Linked DNA regions of Homo sapiens: all the other regions are linked to region 1. Evidence: read pairs that join two places in POLR2A ChIA-PET (ENCODE). Cell type or tissue: Panc1. All regions are shown on one strand. Each heading gives the region's core, and the rest is flanking DNA. Links, peaks and the distances in the headings are about the cores only. Region 1 overlaps HMOX1 (heme oxygenase 1). Region 2 has its middle 8.6 kb from the start of RBFOX2. Region 3 overlaps RBFOX2 (RNA binding fox-1 homolog 2).

The links. ChIA-PET counts read pairs that join two places held together with the same protein. Peaks named below come from ENCODE experiments on the same cell type or tissue, not always from the same donor. Only the 100,000 strongest peaks of a DNase experiment are listed, where the experiment ranks them.
Region 2: POLR2A ChIA-PET joins it to region 1 with 9 read pairs; 2 of 35 experiments call an interaction of 5 or more read pairs at or near these places.
Region 3: POLR2A ChIA-PET joins it to region 1 with 6 read pairs; 2 of 35 experiments call an interaction of 5 or more read pairs at or near these places.

Annotation. Positions count from the first base shown.
Region 1 is chr22:35,390,008-35,397,791 of GRCh38, reverse strand. It overlaps HMOX1 (heme oxygenase 1), which reads right to left. Exons shown (of 5, transcript NM_002133.3): 5 at 3,585-4,324. The coding sequence ends at 4,194. Among named protein-coding and RNA genes, the nearest start is that of MCM5, 6.2 kb to the left of the region's middle. In Panc1, for the core only: no CTCF peak of the experiment used is centred there; no DNase peak of the experiment used is centred there; H3K27ac peaks cover 1,098 bases.
Region 2 is chr22:36,033,573-36,041,356 of GRCh38, reverse strand. No RefSeq gene overlaps it. Among named protein-coding and RNA genes, the nearest start is that of RBFOX2, 8.6 kb to the right of the region's middle. RefSeq lists an enhancer at 5,387-6,130. In Panc1, for the core only: no CTCF peak of the experiment used is centred there; no DNase peak of the experiment used is centred there.
Region 3 is chr22:35,877,849-35,885,632 of GRCh38, reverse strand. The region is part of intron 2 of RBFOX2 (RNA binding fox-1 homolog 2); the gene reads left to right. Among named protein-coding and RNA genes, the nearest start is that of RBFOX2, 150 kb to the left of the region's middle. RefSeq lists an enhancer at 2,234-2,735. In Panc1, for the core only: no CTCF peak of the experiment used is centred there; no DNase peak of the experiment used is centred there.

The DNA of each region.
Region 1 (7,784 bases), core at 1,703-4,202:
CTGTCTCCCAGGCTCTGTGGGAGGCAAAAATTCTAACTTTGATCATTGCCAACTGGCAGACACAGCTAGCCTCACTGCATTTACACTGACTTAACCTTTTGTAATATTTCACTTCCCTGACTCTACTAATCACTTGCCCACCCCTTCCTCCCTCAATCTTCCTTTATTTTTTTTATTTATTTTTTTGAGACAGGGTCTCTGTTGCCAATGCTAGAGTGCGGTGGTGCAATCACAGCTCACTGCAGCCTTGACCTCCCAGGCTCGTGCAATCCTCCCACCTCAACCTCACCACCATGCCCGGCGAATTTATTTATTCATTTGTAGAGATGGGGTTTTACCATATTGCCCAGGCTGGTCAACCTCCCTTTAAAATACCTCTATACAAATTAAAGCTGAGTTCAGTTCATACTGAACTCTCTTCCCTGTTGCAATAATCATTACTGATTAAAATCTGTCCTTACCACTTTTTTTTTTTGAGACGGATTCTCGCTTTATCACCCAGGCTGGAGTGCAGTGGCATAATTTCAGCTCACTGCAACCTCCGTTTCCCAAGTTCAAGCAGTTCTCCTGCCTCAGCCTCCTGGTAGCTGGGATTACAGGCACGCGCCACCATGCCCGGTTAATTTTTGTATTTTTAGTAGAGACAGAGTTTCACCATGTTGGTCAGGCCAGTCTCAAACTCCTGACCTCATGATCTGCCCTCCTCGGCCTCCCAAAGTGCTGGGATTACAGGCATGAGCCACCGTGCCCGGTCGTCCTTACCACTTTAACTAGTGTCTGGCTTTGTTCGACAATTGATAGGAAAAAATTATTCAGCCATTCTCCTATTAGTAAAATTCAAGATAGTTTCTCTCTCTCCCCTCCCCTCTTCCTTCCTTTCTTTGTCAGTACAATGAATATCTATTCCCCTTTCACAAATGAGGAAACTGGGCCCAGGGCAGGAGAGTCCCAGCTGCTATTGGGTTTTTGTTTTGTTTTTTTGAGACAGAGTCTTGCTCTGTTGCTAAGGCTGGAGTGCATTGGTGCGATCTCGGCTCACTGCAACCTCAGCCTCCCGGATTCAAGTGATTCTCCTGCCTCAGCCCCCGGAGTAGCTGGGATTACAGGCATGCGCCACCACTTCCAGCTAATTTTGTGGTTTTAGTAGAGGCAGGTTTTCACTGTGTTGGCCGGGCTGGTCTCAAACTCCTGGCCTCAAGAAATCCGCCTGTCTCAGCCTCCCAAAAGTGTTGGGATTATAGTCGTGAGCCACCGTGCCCAGCTCCAGCTGCTATTTGAATGCCTATGCTTTGCATACGTGACCATACGTGCTCCTGGACCTGGGTGCGCGTTGGACTCTCCTAAGGTACTTTTCAAAAATACTGATTCTAGGCTGGGTGCGGTGGCTCGCGCCTGTAATCCCAGCACTTTGGGAGTCCAAGGCGGGCGGATCACGAGGTCAGGAGATCGAGACCATCCTGGCTAACACGGTGAAACCTGTGACCTCCGTCTCCACTAAAAATACAAAAAATTAGCCGGGCATGGTGGTGGGTGCCTATAGTCCCAGCTACTCAGGAGGCTGAGGCAGGAGAATAGCGTGAACCCGGGAGGCGGAGCTTCCAGTGAGTCAAGATCGCGCCACTGCACTCCAGCCTGGGTGACAGAGCAAGACTCCGTCTCAAAAAAAAAAAAAAAAAAAAAAAAATTCTAGAGCCCCATCCCAGGTGGAGCCCTGGATTCTGTGGTTAAGTATCTCCAAGTAATTCTGATGCCACCATGCACAGACTGGTGTTTGGACACCACTGGATCCTCCCACCAGCTGTGAGAGGTATGTGTATTGTTCTCATTTTACCAGTGAACAAAATGAGCCTTGAAGTGGCATAGTCAGACTAGTGACAAAGGTCTCCTGACTTCCAGTCCTTAGGTACTGGTCCTATAAAGAAACACCTTGGCTGGGCACAGTGGCTCACACCTGTAATCCCAGCACTTTGGGAGGCCGAGGCAGGTGGATCACGAGGTCAGGAGTTCAAGACCAGCCTGGCCAACATGGTAAAACCCTGTCTCTACTAAAACTAAAAAAATTAGCCGAGTGCGGTGTCATGTGCTTATAATCCCAGCTACTTGGGAGGCTGAGGCAGGAGAATTGCTTGAACCTGGGCAGCAGAGGATGCAGCGAGCTGAAATCGCACCACTGCACTCCAGCCTGGGCAACAGAATGAGACTCCATCTCAAAAAAAAAAAAAAAAAAAAAAATACACCTTGGCCAGGCACAGTGACTCACGCCTGTAATCCCAGCACTTTGTGAAGCCAAGGTGGGAGGATCACTTTAGTTCAAGAGTTTGAGACCAGCCTGGGCAACATAGCGAAACCCCATCTCTAAAAAAAAAATACAAAAATTAACTGGGCATGGTGGTGTGCACTTGTAGCCGCAGCTACTCAGGAGGCTGAGGCCAGAGGATGGCTTAAGCCCAAGAGGTGGAGGTTGCAGTGAGCCAAGATCACACCACTGCACTCCAGTGTGGAGGACAAAGCCAGACCCTGTCTCAAAAAAAAAAAAAAAAAAAAAAAAAAAATCTTGTCCCATGCTCTGCCCAGGACACTTTCAGCAAAAGGTTTTTCACTTTCCCAGATTGGGAGGCTACATATTTAGTATTTTCTTGACTTAGGGCCATAGAAAGGGCTTGGGTTTTAGAGCTGGACAGACCTCAGTGAAATCCATCCTGACCCTCAGATAGTGGAAACACCCCCTCAACACAGGGATGACATAGATGAGGTGACTCGACAGTACAAGAATCACAAAACACTGGTCTCCTTCTTTGCATAATAGGTGCTAACTGTGTATGGCGTTGGCATTTCACTTGCATCTTGTTTGCTTCTCAGGACACATAGGTGAGTTAGGTATCACTATATTCATGTCACCAGTGATAAAATGGAGCCTCAGAGAGGTTAAGTGACTAACCTCAAAGTGGTGTAGCAGGAATTTGAACCTAAGAATTTCACTCCAGTCCCTAATAGTCACTGGACAGAAAATACAAATTTTGCCCCAGAATCTGCTCATTTCCACCAAACAGGGCAACCCCATCTTCCATAAAGTCGAGAATTGCATCAAGCAGGGTTCAACACAAATATTCGCCCACCAGCTACTTAAAGCTCACCTCCTGGGCCAGGCACGGTGGCTCACGCCTGTAATCCCAGCACCTTGGGAAGCTGAGGCAGGTGGACCAGCTGAGGTCGGGAGTTCGAGACCAGCCTGGCCAACATGGGGAAACCCCATCTCTACTAAAAATACAAAAATTAGCTGGGCATGGTGATGAACTTCTGTAATCCCAGCTACTCAGGAGGCTGAGGCAGGAGAATTGATTGAACCTGGGAGGTGGAGCTTGCAGTGAACCAAGATCACGCCACTGCACTCCAGCCTGGGTGACAGAGTGAGACTCCATCTCAAAAAAAAAAAAAAAGAAAAGAAAAGCTCACCTTCTGTATTCTCAAACAGACCAGCTCCTGCCAACCCCCTATCACCACTTCTCCTACCGAGCACGCAAGAAACCAGGGAGGAAAAGGTCAGTTCCCCAAGAATAACAAAGCCCATGAAAACTACTTCAAGCTACTATCAGACAATGTTGTTTATTATTTCACACAAAAGTTAGACCAAGGCCACAGTGCCGTTAAACACCTCCCTCCCCACCCACGCATGGCTCAAAAACCACCCCAACCCTGCTATAAAAACAACAGAACACAACAAAAATACTGCATTTGAGGCTGAGCCAGGAACAGAGTGGCTCCAACAAAAATAAGACAAAAACACAAGACACAACATCTTTTCAGGTTTGTGTAAAAATTGCCATGGCCCACGGGGAAAGTGGTCATGGCCGTGTCAACAAGGATACTTGAAACTCAGGGCTTTTGGAGGTTTGAGACAGCTGCCACATTAGGGTGTCTTCCAGGCTCTGCTGCAGGAACTGAGGATGCTGAAGGGCAGGGCTGATCCCTTCGCCCCCTCTGAAGTTTAGGCCATTGCCTGGATGTGCTTTTCGTTGGGGAAGATGCCATAGGCTCCTTCCTCCTTTCCAGAGAGAGGGACACAGTGAGAGGGCTGGAGGCCCTGAAAGCCTTCAGTGCCCACGGTAAGGAAGCCAGCCAAGAGAATTCCCTCTCTAGAAAGAAGGCCTTCCACCGGACAAAGTTCATGGCCCTGGGAGCCAGCATGCCTGCATTCACATGGCATAAAGCCCTACAGCAACTGTCGCCACCAGAAAGCTGAGTGTAAGGACCCATCGGAGAAGCGGAGCCTGGGAGCGGGTGTTGAGTGGGGGCTTCCCTCTGGGAGTCTCCACGGGGGCAGAATCTGAAAGAGAAAATGGGGCAAGGTCATTAACAGGTGGGCGTGCATCAGGGTGTCTGATGTCATAGGAAAGCAAAGCAGAGCGGCCTCAGGGTCTGTGGTACAGTCACTGCCCAACGCCAGGATTCTGCAAGACCACAGACAGGTGTCCCTCTAGCCACTGCTTGAATACCTTCAAAGACGGGCAGCTCACTACTTCTTCAAGCTGTCTGTTCTTCCCTGTGCAGCCAGGCCACATTGTGAAAACATTCTTGGGCCCAGGCGTGGTTTTCAGACTTCTGCCTGCTCCCTGTCCTCTCCTTAAACTTTGCCAGCAATTAGGTCTGAGCTGTAAATCTTCCTCTCAAACTCACACGTTTGCTAAGCATGGTGATGATGGGGCAGGAGCTAGAAAGCAGGAGCTCTGAGGTCAAAATTCAAGTTCAGTCCCATCCCTGGTTATTAAAATGTGATAGGGCCGGGCGCAGTGGCTCACGCCTGTAATCCCAGCACTTTGGGAGGCCAAGGCAGGTGGATCACGAGGTCAGGAGTTCAAGACCAGCCTGGCCAATATGGTGAAACCCCGTCTCTACTAAAAATACAAAAAATTAGCCGGGTATGGTTGCGAGTGCCAGTAATCCCAGCTACTCGGGAGGCTGAGGCAGAGAATTGCTTGAACCCAGGAGGCAGAGGTTGCAGTGAGCCAAGATTGCGCCACTGTACTCCAGCCTGGGCAACAGAGTGAGACTCCATTTCAAAAAAAAAAAAAAAAAAGATTTAAAACATGATAGGCCAGAGCCAACCATGCAACCTGGGTAGATGTGCCACCTGCCTCCTCAGGCACAGAGTGGGTGCTCCCTAGGTCTTTAGAAGCAGGACAGAGTCCAGGGCAGGTCTCTGGAGCCAGACCAGCTGGGTTTCAATCCTAGCCCCGCCCTGGGCTATGAGAAGGGCTTCCCCAGAGAAAACAGGGCCTTAGGTCTGGTGGCCCAGGGCTGCGGTCACAGGAAGTACAAGCAAGCAAGCAAGCAAGCAGGTACACTGTGACATTTACATGTGTGTTGTTCATATTAAAGGCTCCTGCTCCTTCTGATGCATTAGGGGTGCAGTTCTCAAATGTTTTGGTTCCAAAACTCCTTTATACTCAAATGCAACCAAGGATCCAAAAGAGCTTTTGTTTGTGTGAGTATAGCTATCACTATTTACAAAATTAGATATTAAAACTGAGAAATTCTTTTTCTTTTCTTTTCTTTCTTTTTTTTTTTTTTTTGAGATGGAGTCTCGCTGTCGCCCAGGATGGAGTACAGTGGTGCAATCTCGGCTCACTGCAACCTCTGCCTCCCGGACTTAGGAGATTCTCCTGCCTCAGCCTCCCGAGTAGCTGGGATTACAGGTGTGCACCATCACACCCAGCTAATTTTTATATTTTAGTAGAGATGGGGTCTCACCACATTGGCCAGGTTGGTCTCAAACTCCTTACCTCAAGTGATCCCCGTGCCTCAGCCTCCCAAAGTGCTGGGATTACAGGCATGAGCCATCGTGCCCGGCCAAAACTGAGAAATTCTTAACATACAAGAACATACAGGCACACATTCCATGAGCCATCAAATCCATGAGAGAGCATCACATGTCACATAACCTTTGGAAAATGCCAACACACATTCATGAGAAAGTGAAACTCTAATTTTCTCATTTATTTTTGGCTTTTTTAAAAAAAGCCAAAAAAAAAAAAAATCTGGGTGTGGTGGCACGTGCCTATAGTCCCAGTTACTCAGGAGGCTGAGGTGGGAGAATCCCTTGAACCTGGGAGGTTGAAGCTGCAGTGAGCTGTGATTGTGCCACTACACTCCAGACTGGGTGAAAGAGCGAGACCCTGTCTCAAAAAAAAAAAAAAAAAAAAAAAAAGGCCGGGCGCGGTGGCTCACACCTGTAATTACAGCACTTTGGGAGGCCGAGGCGGGCGGATCACAAGGTCAGGAGATCGAGACCATCCTGGCTAACACAGTGAAACCCCGTCTCTACTAAAAATACAAAAAATTAGCCAGGCATGGTGGCGGGCACCTGTAGTCCCAGCTACTCGGGAGGCTGAGGCAGGAGAATGGCGTGAACCTGGGAGGCGGAGCTTGCAGTGAGCCGAGATCATGCCACTGCACTCCAGCCTGGGTGACAGCAAGACTGTCTCAAACGAAAAAAAAAAAACCAAAAAAATAGTAGTAGTGTTATAAAAATGCTTTGTCCTCACAGACCCCGTTGAGGGGATACTAGGATTACCACCTCCCACAGCCAGGGTACCACACTTTGAGAACTGCTTCATTAGGGTGACGTCTCCCTACCCCACCAAATAGCCAAGCCCTCCGGGGTTACAAACCCCTAGCAGAGGGGTCCGTGTGGTCTGGCACAAGTGAGAAAGCCACAAGCCAGGTAGGTTAGGGTGGCACAGGAGGGGAGGCCTAATATAACCTGCCAGGAGGTAGCTAAGCCTTACCTCTTTATTGCTACCCATCCCAAAGCCACACTCCCTCCCTCAGTGTTTTAGGCTTAGTGAGGGTACATTTTGTGGAGCACTTTGGTCTTTTTGGAAGTTTCCAAGATGTTTCAGTACAGCCAGCCTTGATCGTTCTTAGGCACATGAGGGAGGGGCTCACACACAACAAGACTCAGAAGGGACATCTTCCTGTGGTGGGTTCATAGCTGGATACAGGTCCCCAACTCCCTGGCCCACATCAGGGGACCAAAGGCCTAAAAAGGAGTCTAAATTAAGGAGGCAGGAGTTTCCCATGATTTCTGAGGGGTTCTTGTGCACTTCTGAGCCAATAAGCTAGAAGTAGCTGAACCTCACTGGATTTTACGGGTGGGGAAACTGAGGTAGGGAGAAGTCTCATGGCTTGCCCAGAGCCACACGCTGAAGGTTGACCCCAGGTCCTTTTGCCTGCACTCCACTTCTCATACAAAAACACGCAGGTGGCCGGGCACAGTGACTCACGCCTGTAATCTCAGCACTTTGGGAGGCCAAGGTGGGCGGATCACCTGAGGTCAGGAGTTCGAGACCAGCCTGGCCAACATGGTGAAACCCCATCTCTACTAAACATACAAAAAAAAAATTAGCCAGGCATGGTGGTGGGCGCCTGTAATCCCAGCTACTCGGGGGGCTGAGGCAGGATAATTGCTTGAACCCGGGAGGCAGAGGTTGCAGTGAGCTGAGATCGCGCCACTGCACTCCAGCCTGGGTGAGACTCCATCTCAAACAACAACAACAACAAACATTCAGGCTGGCATGGTGGCTCGCGCCTGTAACTGCAGCATGTGGGGAGGCAGAGGCAAGAGGATTGCTTGAAGTCAGGTGTTCAAGACTGGCCTGGGCAATATAGCGAGAACCTGTCCTTACAGGGGCAGTGGGGTGGGGCAGCAGGAAACAACACCCACCACCACCAAACATTCAGAAAACAGAGGAATAGAGATACTACAGTCAGACAGCCAAGTCCCT
Region 2 (7,784 bases), core at 2,843-5,342, 640 kb before region 1:
ATCTTAGCCAAAGCTGACAGATGGAGTGATTTCTGGAAATGGCTTGGCTCAACTCCTTCCTGCCCTTTTCCTTAAATTTGCCTCACCACTGAGAAGGAGATTTCTGGTTTGCTTTTTGTCAAGCGGTAGCTTCTGGTTTTCCAGCTATGCCAACGGTCGTTGAGTCTATCTAATGCAAGAGTCAAGGCTCATAGCACATTCTTCCAACACAGCACATCCATTCATAGCACAACCTAGGCTGCACGCCCAGTTCAGCTGCATACTCAAACCTAGTGTTTATTGGTAATAAATCAAACATTTTGATTTCCTCTCTCTGTCTCCTGTGTCTGTCCTAAATTGGTTCCTGACTTGATGGGGAAGAGAGGTGTTATTTATTGAGCTCCTTCAAACCCCAAAAACCTTTCTGCGTGATTCCAGTCTTAGCGATTGAAATGGTTTGGCTGTGTCCGCACCCAAATCTCATCTTGAATTGTAGTTCCCATAATCCCCAAGTGTTGTGGGAGGGACCTGGTAAGAGGTAATTGAATCATGAGGGCAGTTTCCCCATCCTGTTCTTGTGATGGTGAATCTCGTGAGTTTTTTTTGAGATGGAGTCTCATTCTGTTGCCCAGGCTGGAGTGCAGTGTTGTGATCTTGGCTCACTGCAACCTCCGCCTCCCAGGGTCAAGTGATTCTCCCACCTCAGCCTCCTGAGTAGCTGGGATTTTAGGCACCTGCCACGGCACCCAGCTAATTTTTTTTTTTTTTCTTTTTGAGACAGTCTCGCTCTGTCACCCAGGCTGGAGTGCAGTGGCATGATATCGGCTCAGTGCAACCTCCGCCTCCTGGATTCAAGCAATTCTCCTGTCTCAGCCTCCCAAGTAGCTGGAACTACAGGCACACACCATCATTCCCGGCTAATTTTTGTATTTTTAGTATCGTGCACCAGCCACATCCTTACGTATTAACATGTCTAGCCTCCCTCCCAACTGAACATCAAGGGCAGCAAACTCAGATTACAGGCATGAGCCACCACGCCCAGTGATCTGACGGTTTTATAAGTGGCTTTTCTCTCCTTCATTCTGCACTTCTCCTTCATGGTGCCATGTGAAGAAGAACACGTTTGCTTCCCCTTCCATCATGACTGTAAGTTTCCTGAGGTCTCCCCAGCCGTGCTAAACTGCGAGTCAATTAGAACTGTTTCCTCTACAAATTACCCAGTCTCAGGTATTTCTACATAGCAGTGTGAGAACGAACTCATACAGTAAATTGGTACCTTAGACTGTGGGGTGCTGCTATAAATAAACCTGAAAATGTGGAAGCAACTTTGGAATTGGGTAACAGGCAGAGTTGGAACAGTTCGGAGGGCTCAGAATAAGACAGGAAAGTGTGGGAACATTTGGAACTTCCTAGAGACTTGGTGGGCTCAGAAGACAGAAAGATGTGGGAAGGTTTGGAACTTCCTAGAGACTTGTTGAATGGCTTTGACCAAAATGCTGATAATGATATGGACAATAAAGTCCAGGCTAAGGTGGTCTCAGATGGAGATGAGGAACTTGTTGGGAACTGGAGTAAAGGTCACTCTTGCTATGCAGAGAGACTGGTGGCATTTTGCCCCTGCCCTAGAGATCTGTGAATCTTTGAACTTGAGAGAGATGAGTTAGGGTATCTGGTGGAATAAATTTCTAAGTGGCAAAGCTTTCAAGAGGAAGCACAACATAAAAGTTTGGAAAATTTGCAGCCTGACAATGCAATAGAAAATAAAAATCCATTTTCTGTGGAGAAATTCAAGCTGGCTACAGAAATTTGCTACAGAAATTCAAGCAGGCTACAGAATATCAGTAACTGATAAGCACCATTTTAAGTGACAAAAGTGGGAATGGGCAAAGGGGCATGCCTTCTGGAAAATGATTTCCACCTTGCCATTCTATATTTCCTACTTTTTTCTCTCTACCTCCGTTGCTCTTCCCCATAAGACCTAAAATAGCAAATGGCCTGAGTTTTACGAGATTGTGTTGGTTAACAGGTTTTTCATTCATTCAATTATTGCTTATTGAGTGTCGCAATATGTCAATTATTATTCCAGGCTGATTGAAAGAAAAGAATTGAGGTGTCATTCTTGTTTTCTTTCCCATCACTCTCCTTCAATATCAAGCTTTGACTGTTGTCCAAAAATAATATTTATTTATTTATTTATTTATTTTGGAGATGATGTCTTGCTCTGTTGCCCAGGCTGGAGTGCCATGGCCTGAACATGGCTCACTGTAGCCTCAACGTTAACCTCCTGGGCTCATGCAATCCTTCCACCTCAGCCTCTTGAGTAGCTGGGACCACAGGTGTTCATCACCACACCTGGCTAATTATTTTTATTTTTGTAGAGGTGGAGGTCTCACTATGTTTGCCCAGGCCGATCTTTAACTCCTGGCCTCAAGTGATCCTCCCGCCTTGGCCTCCCAAAGTGCTGGGATTACAGGCGTGAGCCACTGCACCTGGCCCAAAGATAATATTTAATATTATCTTAAAATTGGCATGCATGTTATGCACCTTCAACTTCATAGATTTTAATCAAAGCAGTCAGGCTTTTGATTCCTCATCTCTGGCTTTTTAAATATATTGATTATGAGGCAGAACAATATTTAGATATTATATTAGTCAGCATAAAGAACACAAGCTGCTATAAAAACAAAAACAACAACAACAAGCGAAAACCAAACCTCAGCGGCTTAACAAAATTAAGGCTTATTTCTCTCTCATATCACAGTCTGATGCAGCTGGGGCGGCTTCCTTTTTTTTTTTTTGACAGAGTCTTGCTCTGTCACCCAGGCTGGAGTGCAGTGGCGTGATCTCGGCTCACTGCAACCTCCACCTCCCAGGTTCAAGTAATTCTCCTGCCTCAGCCTCCCAAGTAGCTGGGATTACGAGTGCCCACCACACCCAGCTAATTTTTCTATTTTTAGTAGAGACAGGGTTTCACCATGTTTGCCAGGCTGGTCTTGAACTCCTGACCTCAGGTGATCTGCCCGCCTCAGCCTCCCAAAGTGCTGGGATTACAGGCATGAGCCACCGTGCCAGGCCTGGGGCAGCTTCTTATGCAGTTCTCCTCCAGTCGATGACTCAGGGATCCAGGCTCCTTTCCTCTTGTGATGCTTCTGTCTTCAGCTCATGGTCTCTGCAGCTGCTGTGGAAGGAAAAGAGAGGGCTAGAGGATTGGCAGGGATGTTTTTGGGGCCAAGCTTAGAAGTGGCCCCTGTCACTTTTACCCATCTTCCCCTGGCCAGAATGTTATCATATATCCCCATCCTGACTCCCGGGGAGGCTGGAACTATCTCCCTGAATTCACAGCAGAAGGACGTAGTGCAGACATTGTCATTGCTGAAAAATATTAACATATGTTCTTCCTCCCTCACTCTCCCAGGTATCTTCTGCTGTTCTCGCCCTCAGGAATAAAACTATTATAGTGGAAATGCAAAGAGAAGAAGAGTCTGAACTCAGCTTTTGAATTTCAAAATATGTTTTGAAATGTGTGGCTGGAGAGAAAAGTCTCTGTGTTTCAAAAGCCTCATCTTTTGTACTCCAAAAGTTTGAAACCTACATGATTCTGGACATGAAGTCTATGTCCTACAAAATCCAGAGGTTCAAACGAAGCAGAATCAGCCAGGATAGGTTTGGCAGCCCCACCTGGGAGAGGCAAAGGCAGCAGGGGCTGAGGAGAGAGGGGAGGCGAACCAGAGTCTTGTATGGGTCTCTGGAGGATCCTCCTCGCTTGCCTCTTTACAGATGGAGCCTCAGGGAGGAAAGAGGGAGAAACGGAGCCCAGGGGTCACTGTGGCATCTGGAAGGAGCAAAGACCTGAGCCTGGCTTCTCTTTACAGGCCCTGGAGGCGGTGGCTTTTGCAGTGTTTCCCCTCCCAGCGCGATGTCCAAGGAGTAAGGATGCCTCCTCTGTGTCTACATTGCAGGGGCTGGAGACAGCCTCTTGGAGCGTCCCAAGGCCCCCAGAACAGTGGGAAAACCCAAGGTTTCCCCATGTCCTTGACAGAGGCAATCTCAGTGCCTCAACAACAAGGATCAGATAGGTCAGCTGGGTGGAGCCCAGTGCGGATCGATACTGACAGCAGGACAGGGACCCAGAGGAAGATACCTGAGCAGGTGCCAGCAGGGACAAGGAAGACAATGAAGACCCCATGCCTCAACAAAACAAAAATTCAGAAGCTTATGCTCCCAGTGGAAAGCAGGATGAAGAAGTTATTAACTTCAGGTTCAGAGAAAAAAATGTTAGACTTTTTTGTCCCCTCTTCCCTATGAGATTTGTATCTGCCCAAAGTAAAACACCCTAAAAAGTTCTGAAAGGCACAGGGTGAAGCACTGGAAGGCAGTGGACATGGAGTGGGGGGACAAGAGTTTCTTTGTCACTAACCATCTTGTGTAACCTTGAGCTGGTCGTTTCACCTCTCTGGGTCTCAGTTTTCTCATCGGTAAAATAAGATGTAATACTACCTGCTTCTCTGGTCGGTTGTGAGGATTAAACGAAAAAAAAAAATCCAAAAAACAAAACCAAAAAAACCCCACTTAGTTTTGCACCTGGTAGTTGTTATGGGCTCAGCAAATATCTGACCCTTCCCTGCCTTTCCCCAGTGAAAGGAAATTGTTGCCGATTTAGAAACACCATAATTTTTGCAGGAAGGATGGATCCATGAGGTTATGTATACCAGCGCCTGGAAAACAAAATAAAACAAAGCCTTCTTCCACTCTGAAGAAGCAATAAAAACCTCAAGGCAAAAAACAGACAATGAAAATGACTTGAGAGCAGGGTGGGGGGTGGTGGGCAGGGTGAGGGCGGCGACTGCACTAAATGAAAAACAACAATTCAATACCCTGCTATCATCCTTCATCAAACTACAGAAATAGAAACCAGACAAACACATTATGTGAAGGGCAAAAGGGCTGGCAAGGTTCTGGCCTATAGGAAAAACCCTGGTTCAATAATCCCACGAACAGAGGGAGGTAGGGAAGTGAGGTCAAAGTCAATAGCGAGTATTTTTTTGTCAGAACGCTGGTTCTATAGCCCTAATGAGGCTTAAACATCACTCGTTCCTTTTTTGCTGAATTCAGTTTCTCATTAGACTCTGTATCTTCTCCCAGATCAGCCAGGCACATGGCAGGAGCTGCTTCCACTTCCTCTGGCCCATGAATTATCAAGGGTATTCTCTGAATTTTTTTTTTTTTTTTTGAAAAGAAAGCTTTGGAGTAGAAAATGGTCTCTTCTATTTATATCTCCTCTCTTCGCTCTGATTAGAGAGGTGATCAATTTTGGGGAAGGACTTAGACCCTGTCTTTATTCAGAGGACTGCCTGGTTAAGACAGTATTTTAAGATTATCTGCTCCGGGTCTTTATCTGTTTTTCTAGGGAAAATCTTAGGTCTGCAGTTGTGTTTTTTAATATCTTCAGGAGTCTTGGAATAGCCAAGTTTTATGTCAAGCTCAGTGCTAGGTGCTAGGAACACAGAAACAAAAAACAGGAATTAGGAAAGTGATCATGTTCTCAAAGAACGCAAAGAGATTTTACACCACCAGCTTGTAGGTAACCAGACTACTGGGTTAGCTGCAACTGGCATTTGAATAGATCTTTCCCAAGATCTCTTATCTCCTAAAGACCTCGCAATAGCCCTGTGGCTAGGTACTCTGGCTCGCTTTTCACAGATGGACAGCCCACTTAACTCTCCCAGTCTTTGTTCTATTGAAGACCGCAGCTGACTCCAGTCCTGGTCCTTTGACTCCAAGCCCTGTGCTGAGTTTTCTCCTGGTAGCAACCCAGTGGGCAGTGCCAAACTCTTCTAAGCCCATGGAAAGGGCACACAAGAATTTACTACCTTTTATCAGAAACCATTCCCTGGGAAATTCCTCCTCATTTTGAAAGAGCCAGGTCAAATGTAACACTCTGGGTGAAACTTGTTCTCTCTCCCCCAGGCAGACGGAGTTACATCTTTCTGTAATACCCCTATTGCTTTTGGCATATATAATAATCATATTAATAAAGATAGTAGATGCAATAGCGTAGTAAAAGGGTCTAAATTAACATTTATTGAGTGTGTTTGTGAACCAGGTGTCATGCTAAGTGTTTTACATGCATTATTTAGTGGTCAAAAGAATGTCAGGGGAGGTACTATTATTGTGTTTGGTTTATAGATCATATCAGTTAGGAGTTGAGTTTGGCCACATGTTGAAACCTGTCCGCAGTGGCTTAACCAAATGAGGACTTATTTTTCTCAAATAACAATAAATTAGCATAGACAGGCTCGGGCTGGTATGGTGGATCTACAATACTATTCTTTTTTTTTTTTTTTGAGACAGAGTCTTGCTCTGTCACCCAGGCTGGAGTGCAGCGGTGTGATGTCAGCTTTCTGCAACCTCTGCCTCCTGGGTTCAAGCGCTCCTCATGCCTCAGCCTCCCAAGTAGCTGGGACCACGTTGCACCAACACGCCTGGCTAATTTTTGTATTTTTAGTAGAGATGGGGTTTCGCCATGTTGACCAGGCTGGTCTCGAACTCCTGACCTCAAGTGATCTGCCTGCCTTGGCCTCCCAAAGTGCTGGGATTACAGACATGAGCCACCCTTCCCTGCAGTACTATTCTTAGCATGTGGCTTCTGCTATTTTGAAGACAAGATGTCTGCTGTTTTTCCGGTGTGTGTTCCAGGCAGGAGAAAGGGTGAAGGGCAAAGGACAAAGGGCAAAGAGCCTTTTCTTCTTTTCTTCTTGTGGCTTTGTCTTTTTTTTTTTTTTTTTTGAGACAGAGTTTCCCTCTTGTTGCCCAGGCTGGAATGCAGTGGCACAATCTCAGCTCGCTGCAACCTTTGTCTCCCGGGTTCAAGCGATTTTCCTGCCTCAACCTCCCAAGTAGCTGGGATTACAGGCATACAGCACCACGCCTGGATAATTTTTTGTATTTAGTAGAGACAGGGTTTCACCATGGTCAGGCTGGTCTCGAACTCCTGACCTCTGGTAATCCACCCGCCTCAGCCTCCCAAAGTGCTGGGATTACAGGCGTGACCCACCATGCCCAGCGGTTTTGTCTTATTAACTAGGAAGGAATGCTATCTTCCACCCACATCTCGCTGGCTAGGATGGTGTTACGTGGCCACCCTTAGCTTTCAGGGAACCAGAGAATTTTTTTTTTTTTTTAATTGCTAAGCAGATTTCTGTCCTGAACAAAATTGGGGTTCTGCTAGGATGGAGTAAGAGGAGAATGGATATTGGGTTGGTAACTACCAGTGCCTGTCACATAAATGAAGAAACCAGGCCTCAGAGATGCTAAGGTCTTGTCCAAGGTAAGATATATGGCAAAGTCAGACTCAGACCCATGTCAGTTTGACATCAGAGTCTATGTTCTTGGCCACTGTGAGAGATGACTCCCTTATCATAATGCATTGCAATTGTCTTTGGATTTGTTCATCTCTTCCTCCCTAGATTGTGAGCTCTTTGGGACTAAGAATAATTTTTTTTTTGTCATCTTGGTATTCCAGACACTTGCCCATAATTTGTTGAATGAATAAGTGAATAAATGTTAGAACTGCAACAGTTTCTGCAGCTAAAAATTCTTTCTAGGAAAATATTTTTATTTATTTATTTTTTAGACAGAGTCTCACTCTGTCACCCAGTCTGGAGTACAGTGGCATGATCTCAGCTCACTGCAACCTCTGTCCTCCTGAGTTCAAGCTATTCTCCTGCCTCAGCCTCCTGAGTAACTGGGATTACAAGTGCACGGCACCACACCCAGCTAATTTTTGTATTTTTTAGTAGAGACGG
Region 3 (7,784 bases), core at 3,385-5,884, 490 kb before region 1:
TTCCTGAGTGTGTGAGATGAACTTTAATCACTGGCAAGATTCTTGTATCCATGAAAATCAGAAAACTGACTATGGTTTCATTGTGTTTCTCATCATACGCTAGTTACATTTCTGTCCCTGGCCTAGTCATTAGCCTGCCATATGATTAGACAGATGATCTTTATGCTCTTGTGTCTCATCTGTAAAATGGGCATGATTTTTCCCAGTAGAATTGTTAAGTATTATTTCTTAGATAAATTGACATTCACATAAAATATTCTTAATGATTTATTTATTCTGCTTCTTGTACAGTACTTGAAATTGCCAGTTAGGTAAAAAACATCATGGTTTTTTTGGCAAGGTGGGACTGAAGGTCTCACTAAACAGTACAGTAGATGCCAAAGGCTGGGCAGGGGTAGGTGGTCAGAGCACGTGTTGGGAAGATCAGTTGTTGCTGTGTCTGTGTTCTCCTCTGCTATATTTAAGTAATTTTAGATATTTATTTTTATTTTTGTGTTTAATTTTATTAAATTAAGGTTATTAAAAATAAGTTTCTTGGATTCATTGAAAATCAAAACCATTTTTGCATGTTGCTCAACAAGTTGCTCTAATATTGGATGTTTGCAGATAATATTCAAACTGGAGAAATTTTCGATTGTTAAAGGCAGTTGGGATTGGAAGAGATAAGAAAACAAATTCCCAAGTGCCTCCTATGATAGGAGGCACTGGGTCTGATGCTTTCATTACTATTATCTTGTTTCATCTTACAACGGGGAAGGAAGATTCAAATGCGCAGTCTTGCTTCAGAGTCAGTACTCTTAACCAATATGTTGTAATACATTCAGCTAGTCTGTGATAGGCAGCATCTAAGATGGTCCCTAGTGATCCCCACCTCCTGATATTCATACCCTTGTGTATTATCTTCCCCTTATAGGCTGGACCTAGTGACTCACTTTGAATGCATAGAATATGGAAAATTGATGAGATGTCACTTCTAAGATTTGGTTACAAAGAGACTGTGGCTTTTATCTTGGGTGCTTGCCCTCTCTACCTTTCTCTCAGAGCCCCTACACTGTTAAGTAGCCTTGTGGGAAGGCCCAAGAGCCAGTGATGTCTAGGCCTAACAGCTAGTGACCTGCCAGCAGCCAGGTGAGTGAGTTTGGTGGTGGATCCTTGATAGTCAAGCTTTAATGATTGCAGCCCCAGCCAACACCTTGACTGCAGCCTTGTGAGAGTCCCTGAACCAGAAGCACTTAGCTTACCCAGCTGGATTTCTGATCCACATAAACTGAGATAATAAATGCTGTTTTAAGCTACTGTGATTGAAAATGAATTGTTACATAGAAATAGATAACTAGGCCGGGTGTGGTGGCTCACATCTGTAATCCCAGCACATTGTGAGGCCGAGGCAGGCGGATCGCTTGAGCCCAGGAGTTTGAGACCAGCCTGGGCAACATAGCAAAACCCCATCTCTACTAAAAATACAAAAATTAGCTGGGCAAGGTGGTGCGTGCCTGTAGTCCAGCTACTTGGGAGGCTGAGGTGGGAGGATCACCTGAGCCTGGGAGGTGTAAGCTGCAATGAGCTGAGAGCAAGAACTTGAGCAAGAGAGCGAGACCCTGTATCACAAAAAAAAAAAAAAAAAAAAAAAAAGAGATAACTACAGATTTTGGTACCAATAGTGGGGTGCTTTTTGGTGAAAATCTAAACTGGGAGTGACTTTGAAACTGGGCAGTGGACTTTTAAGGAGAGTGTTAGTATAAGATTAGAATACCTTGAACACATTATAAAAATGGGACTTTGAGGCGATTGTCACGAGGTCTTAAAGGAAAGAAACTGGAAGAAAGGGGATCCTTGTTATGTAGTGGTAGAAAGTTTAGCAACACTATCATTTATAGTTGTGGAAAGCAGAAAGTGTGTTTCATGAACTGAGAGATCTAGCTAAGTAAACTTCTAAACAAAACATTGCAGATCCCCTCTGGTTCCTTCTTGCTGCTTAAAGTATGAGGGGAAATAAATAAATTGAGGGAAGCACTGTTAAAAAAGGAGCCAGAACTTGATGATTTTGAAAATTCTCAGCCTTTCTGGTTGGCAGAGGGTGATGAAATTGAGACACGGCAAAGATCAATTCAAGAGCCACTCCGGGGAGAATGGCGGTCTAAAGATAAAGCCAAGACTGTGCCTTTAAAGCCTGCTGTTAAGACCTGAGAAGGTAGTGCCTTAGCATCCTCTTCAGTCACACTCAAGGCCTCTCCGTCAAACAATAGGGCTTCTAGCCTTTTTAGCAGGAGCCCAAGGTAGAGGTAGAAGAGTTCCTCTTGGAGAGATCTATGGGTATAGCTTTTGTCTATTGTGGTGAGATATGCAGGAAATCCACTGTAGCTAGGACTGAACAGGAAAAGAAACAGTACAAAATGAAAAGAGGCTGTCGGACACCCCTAGCATTCTGCTGGCAGGAAGCAGGCTGAGAAAGTGCTCAGGAGCTAACACATGCCACCTTTCATCAAAAGGGAAAGATGACTCAGAGGTTGGAAGCAGGAGCCTAGAGATGAAGGCAAAAGTCATGGAGAATTCTTTTCCCAGTGTTGAGACCTAATCAAGGAACTTTCAGTGTTTGCCCTGCTAGATTTCAGAGTCAGTATGGATCAGTGACTCTTTTGTGCCCCCCAATTTCCTGCCTTTCTTTTGTAGAAAAAGTTATGCCATTTAGTGATTGCAAGGATTTTAGAGAACAGAAACCCAGAGGGCAAGTGAGAAAGCAGCCCTAATACTCTGCCATCTAGGCTCCCAGAATGCCATGCTGTTGTTAAATTGCTTCTTTTGGCTTTTGCTTACAAGTCATAAGTACCAGATGATATGTGCAAAACTGAAGCAATCAGGAGAGGATTTCCCACCCCCGTATTTACCCACTTTCTCTCATCAGTATGAATAAACTGTCCCCTCACTCATGAAGCATTTGCATTCCTATATAAGGTGAACCTTCCAGTTGTATACTAGGTCCTATCTCTGCTAGTCTGTTTAGGACATGGATCCAGCAATTCTCTTCCCTCTCTCTGGGATCATCAAGTTTTCTGTCTTTATTGGATTAGTCCCGTCAGCATACAGTTAAGCTGTTCTTCCACTTATTTAAAAATAATACTCTTGACCTCACTTTGCCAGCAACTGCTGAATTTCTTTTCCTTTAAAGCAAAACTCAGTAGCGTTGTTTATATTTGATTATATCTGATTATATCAGTTCTCCTCTTAAACCCACGCAGCCAGGTTTTTATTGCAACCACACCACTGAAAGGGCTCTAGTCCAAGTTGCCAGTAACTTGCATGCTGCTAAATCTAGTGGTCTGGTCTCAGCCCTCATCTTACTTGACCTATCTGTAGAATATTCTATCACTGATCACTTCGTTCTCTAATTCACTTTCTTGGATACTTGACTTGCAGGACATCATACTTTCCTGATTTTCTTCCCACCTCTTTGGAAGTTTGTACTCAGTTTTAAAGTTGTAATATTTTGAGCCAAGTCCTTTCACCTCTTTTTTTGATTCTCTTTCATCCACTCTCATGGCTTTAGTTCTCAGCTAACCAGGAAAGTTTTACCAGCCGGGTAAAATGTTTTTTTCCTTTAACATATATTAAGTTTTCTTTTCTTTTCATTTCTTTTTTTTTTCTTTTTTCTTTTCTTTCTTTTCTTTTTTTCTTTTGAGACAGGGTCTCACTCTGTTGTCCAGGCTGGAGTGCAGTGGCGTGATCTTGGCTCACTGCAACCTCTGCCTCCCGGGTTCAAGCATTTCTCCTGCCTCAGCCTCCCAAGTAGCTGGGACTACAGGTCCATGCCACTACACCCGGCTAATTTTTATATTTTTATTAGAGACAGGGTTTCACCATATTGGCCAGGCAGGTCTCGAACTCCTGACCTCATGATCCACCCGCCTCGGCCTCCCAAAGTGCTGGGATTATAGGTGTGAGCCACTGTGCCCGGCCCTAAGTTTTCTTATAATTAAGAAATAAGAATAAAGGGATAGTGAAAAAACAACTGCATTAGACATTAAAAAAAAATTTCTTCCTTTTTTTTTTTTTGGAGACAGAGTCTCATTCTGTTGCCCAGGCTGGAGTGCAGTGGTGCGATCACAGCTCAGTGCAGTCTCAATCTCCTGGATTCAAGCTATCCTCCTTCCTTAGCCCCTCGAGTAGCTGGGTGGGACTACAGATGTGTGCCACCATTTTTGTATTTTTATTTATTTTTTTGTAGAGACAAGTCTGTGGCTGTGTTGCCACAGGCTGGTCTTGAATGCATGATCTCAAGTGATCTTCCCACCTCAGCCTCCCAAAGTGCTGAGATTATAGGCGTGAGCCACCATGCCTGACCAAAGGTTCTTCCCCCTCCTCCCTGCCACCCGAGACGGAGTCTCACTCTGTTGCCAAGCTGGAGTGCAGTGGCGCGATCGTCGGCTCACTGCAAGCTCCGCCTCCCAGGTTCACGCCATTCTCCTGCCTCAGCCTCCAGAGTGGCTGGACTACAGGCGCCCGCCACCACGCCCAGCTAATATTTTTGTATTTTTAGTAGAGACGGGGTTTCACCATGTTAGCCAGGATGGTCTCCATCTCCTGACCTCGTGATCCGCCCACCTCAGCCTCCCAAAGTGCTGGGATTACAGGCGTGAGCCACCATGCCCAGCTGTCAAAGTTTCATGCAACTAATTAGATATTACCCCTACAGTAACCATCAATCACATTTGAATGCTGTCTATATCTTTTAATCCCTTTTATAATACCTCATGGTTTTTGTCCTTTTTGCCTATCCCTCCTTTCTTCCTTCCCTCCCTCCCTCCCTTCCTTCCATGGCTGGGAATAGTTAAAAAGTAAAAGTTGCTGAAAAGTCAGAATGTTTCAAGATGTAGGAAAAATAAAGATCTTCTAAAATTTCACAGTGAATCTTAGGTTTATAAAAGGGTCCAAGGAATACATGTATTATTACAAGATAAAATAGTTTATTTTTAAAGTAACAATTTCGTTTTTCTGTTTTCTTTTTGGAATACCTCTAAGAAAGAAAAATCATAAAGTATAAATTCTTACAGGTAGAACTGAACTGCTTGAAAAGAAAAGTTGGGCCCAGTGGACTCTGATGATACACTGGGTGTTAAATTCTGTCTGTATGTTCTTGGCTCTCAAATGTATACCTCTAGCTAGAACTCTCTCTAGAAGCTCATATCTAACTGCCTACTTGACATTTCCATCTGTAATATAATAGTTACCTCAAACTTGACATGTCCAAAGCTGAGCTCCTGGCCTTTACTTGCCTTCCTCTGCCCTCAGACTTGCTAAACCCACAGTTTTCTTCTTCTCAGATAATGACATCTTTCTGTTACTTGAGCTAAAAAAAACCTTAGTCATCCTGGACTCCTCTTTCTCCCTCACTGCGGTCCTGTTAATTAGCAAATCCTTTAGGTTCTGCCTTTCAAAAATAACCTAAATTCAATCCATACTAGCTCTTCTTCCTTTTTTTTTTTTCCTCAGTCTCGCTCTGTCGCCCAGGCTGCAGTGCCGTGGCATGATCTGGCTCACTGCAACCTCCGCCTCTCAGGTTCAAGCGATTCTTGTGAGTCGGCTACCTGAGTAGCTGGGATTACAGGTATGCGCCACCATGCCTAGCTAATTTTTGTATTTTTAGTAGAGACAGGGTTTCGCCATGTTGGCCATGCTGGTCTCGAATTCCTGGCCTCAAGTGATCCACCGACCTTGGCCTCTCAAAGTGCTGGGATTATAGGCGTGAGCTGCCGTGCCCATCCTACTAGCTCTGCCACTTCTATCCTGGTTCGGTATTCCATCTTCTCTTGCCCAGGTTTTTGTAATAGTCTGCTACCTGGTCTCGCTATCTCCACTATTGACACTGAAGAATTTATTCTAATCACAACATCTGACATAATCCTTTGAAAATATAAATCTGATCATGCACAAAATCCACTGATGTGTTTCGCTCAGAAGAAAAGCTAGAGTCCCCACAAGGCTCCAGTCAAGCCTGCTCCTAGGTACTTGTTTGACTTTCATCTCCTCCTGTTCTCATTTCTCACAGCTACTTAGGCCTTTTGGCCATTCCTCAAATTTGCCAGGCACTTTGTACAGCTGTTCCATGGTATTCATGAGGGGGTTGGTTCCAGAGCCTCTTAAAGATACCCAAATCCGCAGATGCTCAAGTCCCTGATATAAAATAGTGTGGCATTTGCATATAACCTACACATATTCTTCTGTATACTTTAAATAATCTCTGGAGTGTTTATAGTACCTAATGAAGTGTAAATTTTATGTAAATAGCTGTTATATTGTTTCTGGAACACGATTTACGGTGACAAGGAAAAAAAGACTGTACATATCCAGTACGAATTATTTCTCCTGCCCCAAATATTTCCCATTCATGGTTGGTTGAATCCAGGGATGCAGAACCCACAAATATGGAGGGCTTACTGTACTTGTTTCTTCTGCCTGTAATGCTTCTCTCCAGATATACTCATGTCTTCCTCCTGGCCTTCAAATTTTTGCTCAAATGTTTCCTATTCAATAAGGCCTTTTGAAAGCCATTTTACTTTAAATTTTTCATAGCATTTATCTTCTAAATATTATAAAAACAGGCCATACGGCCAGGCACAGTGGCTCATGCCTGTAATCCCAGCACTTTGGGAGGCCAAGGCGGGTGGATCACGAGGTCAGGAGATTGAGACCATCCTGGCTAACATGGTGAAACCCCATCTCTACTAAAAATACAAAAAATTAGCCGGGTGTGGTGGCGGGCGCCTGTAGTCCCAGCCACTCTGGAGGCTGAGGCAGGAGAATGATGTGAACCTGGGAGGCGGAGCTTGCAGTGAGCTGAGATCGTGCCTCTGCACTCCAGCCTGGGTGACAATATAAATAAAAAATAAAAAAACAGGCCATGCATGGTGGTTTATCCCTATAATCCCAAGACTTTGGGAGGCCAAGGTGGGAGGAACTCCTTGAGGCCAGGAGTTCAAGACCAGCATGGGCAACATAGTGGTACCCTATCTCTACAAAAGCAAGTTTAAAAATTAGCCAGGGTTGGTGGGACACACCTGTAGTCCTAGCTGCTTGGGAGATGGCATGCACCTGTAGTCCTGGCTACTTGGAGGTTGAGACAAGAGGATTGCTTGAGCCCAGGAGGTCAAAGCTGCAGTGAGCTCTAATTGTGCAGACTGCACTCCATCCTGGGTGACAGAGCGAGACCCTGTATCTTTATTTTATTTTATTATTTATTTAGATGGAGTTTCACTCTTGTCACCCAGGCTGGAGTGCAATGACATGATCTCGGCTCACTGCAGCTATCGCCTCCTGGGTTCAAGTGATTCTCCAGCCTCAGCCTCCTGAGTAGCTGGGTTTAAAGGTCCATACCACCATGCTCGGCTAATTTTTTGTATTTTTAGTAGAGACAGGGTTTCACCGTGTTCGCCAGGCTGGTCTTGAACTCTTGACCTTAGGGGATCCACCAACCTCGGCCTCCCACAGTGCTGGGATTAGAGGAGTGAGCCACTGCGCCTGGCTTGAGACCCTGTATCTTTAAAAACAAAACAAACTCCGTGTGTGTGTGTGTGTGTGTGTGTGTGTGTGTGTGTGTGTAGTAGTAGTAGTAGTAGTATGTATATGTATGTAAAATAAAAACTTTTTTTCCCACCTGTCTCCTCTTTTAGAGTTTTTTGTCTGGTGTATTCGCTGCTATTATCTTCAGTGTCTAGAATAATGAATGGTGTTCAATAAATATTTGTCAAATTCTAGAGGTTTTTTTACCTGTGATTTTTTTCAGTAACGGA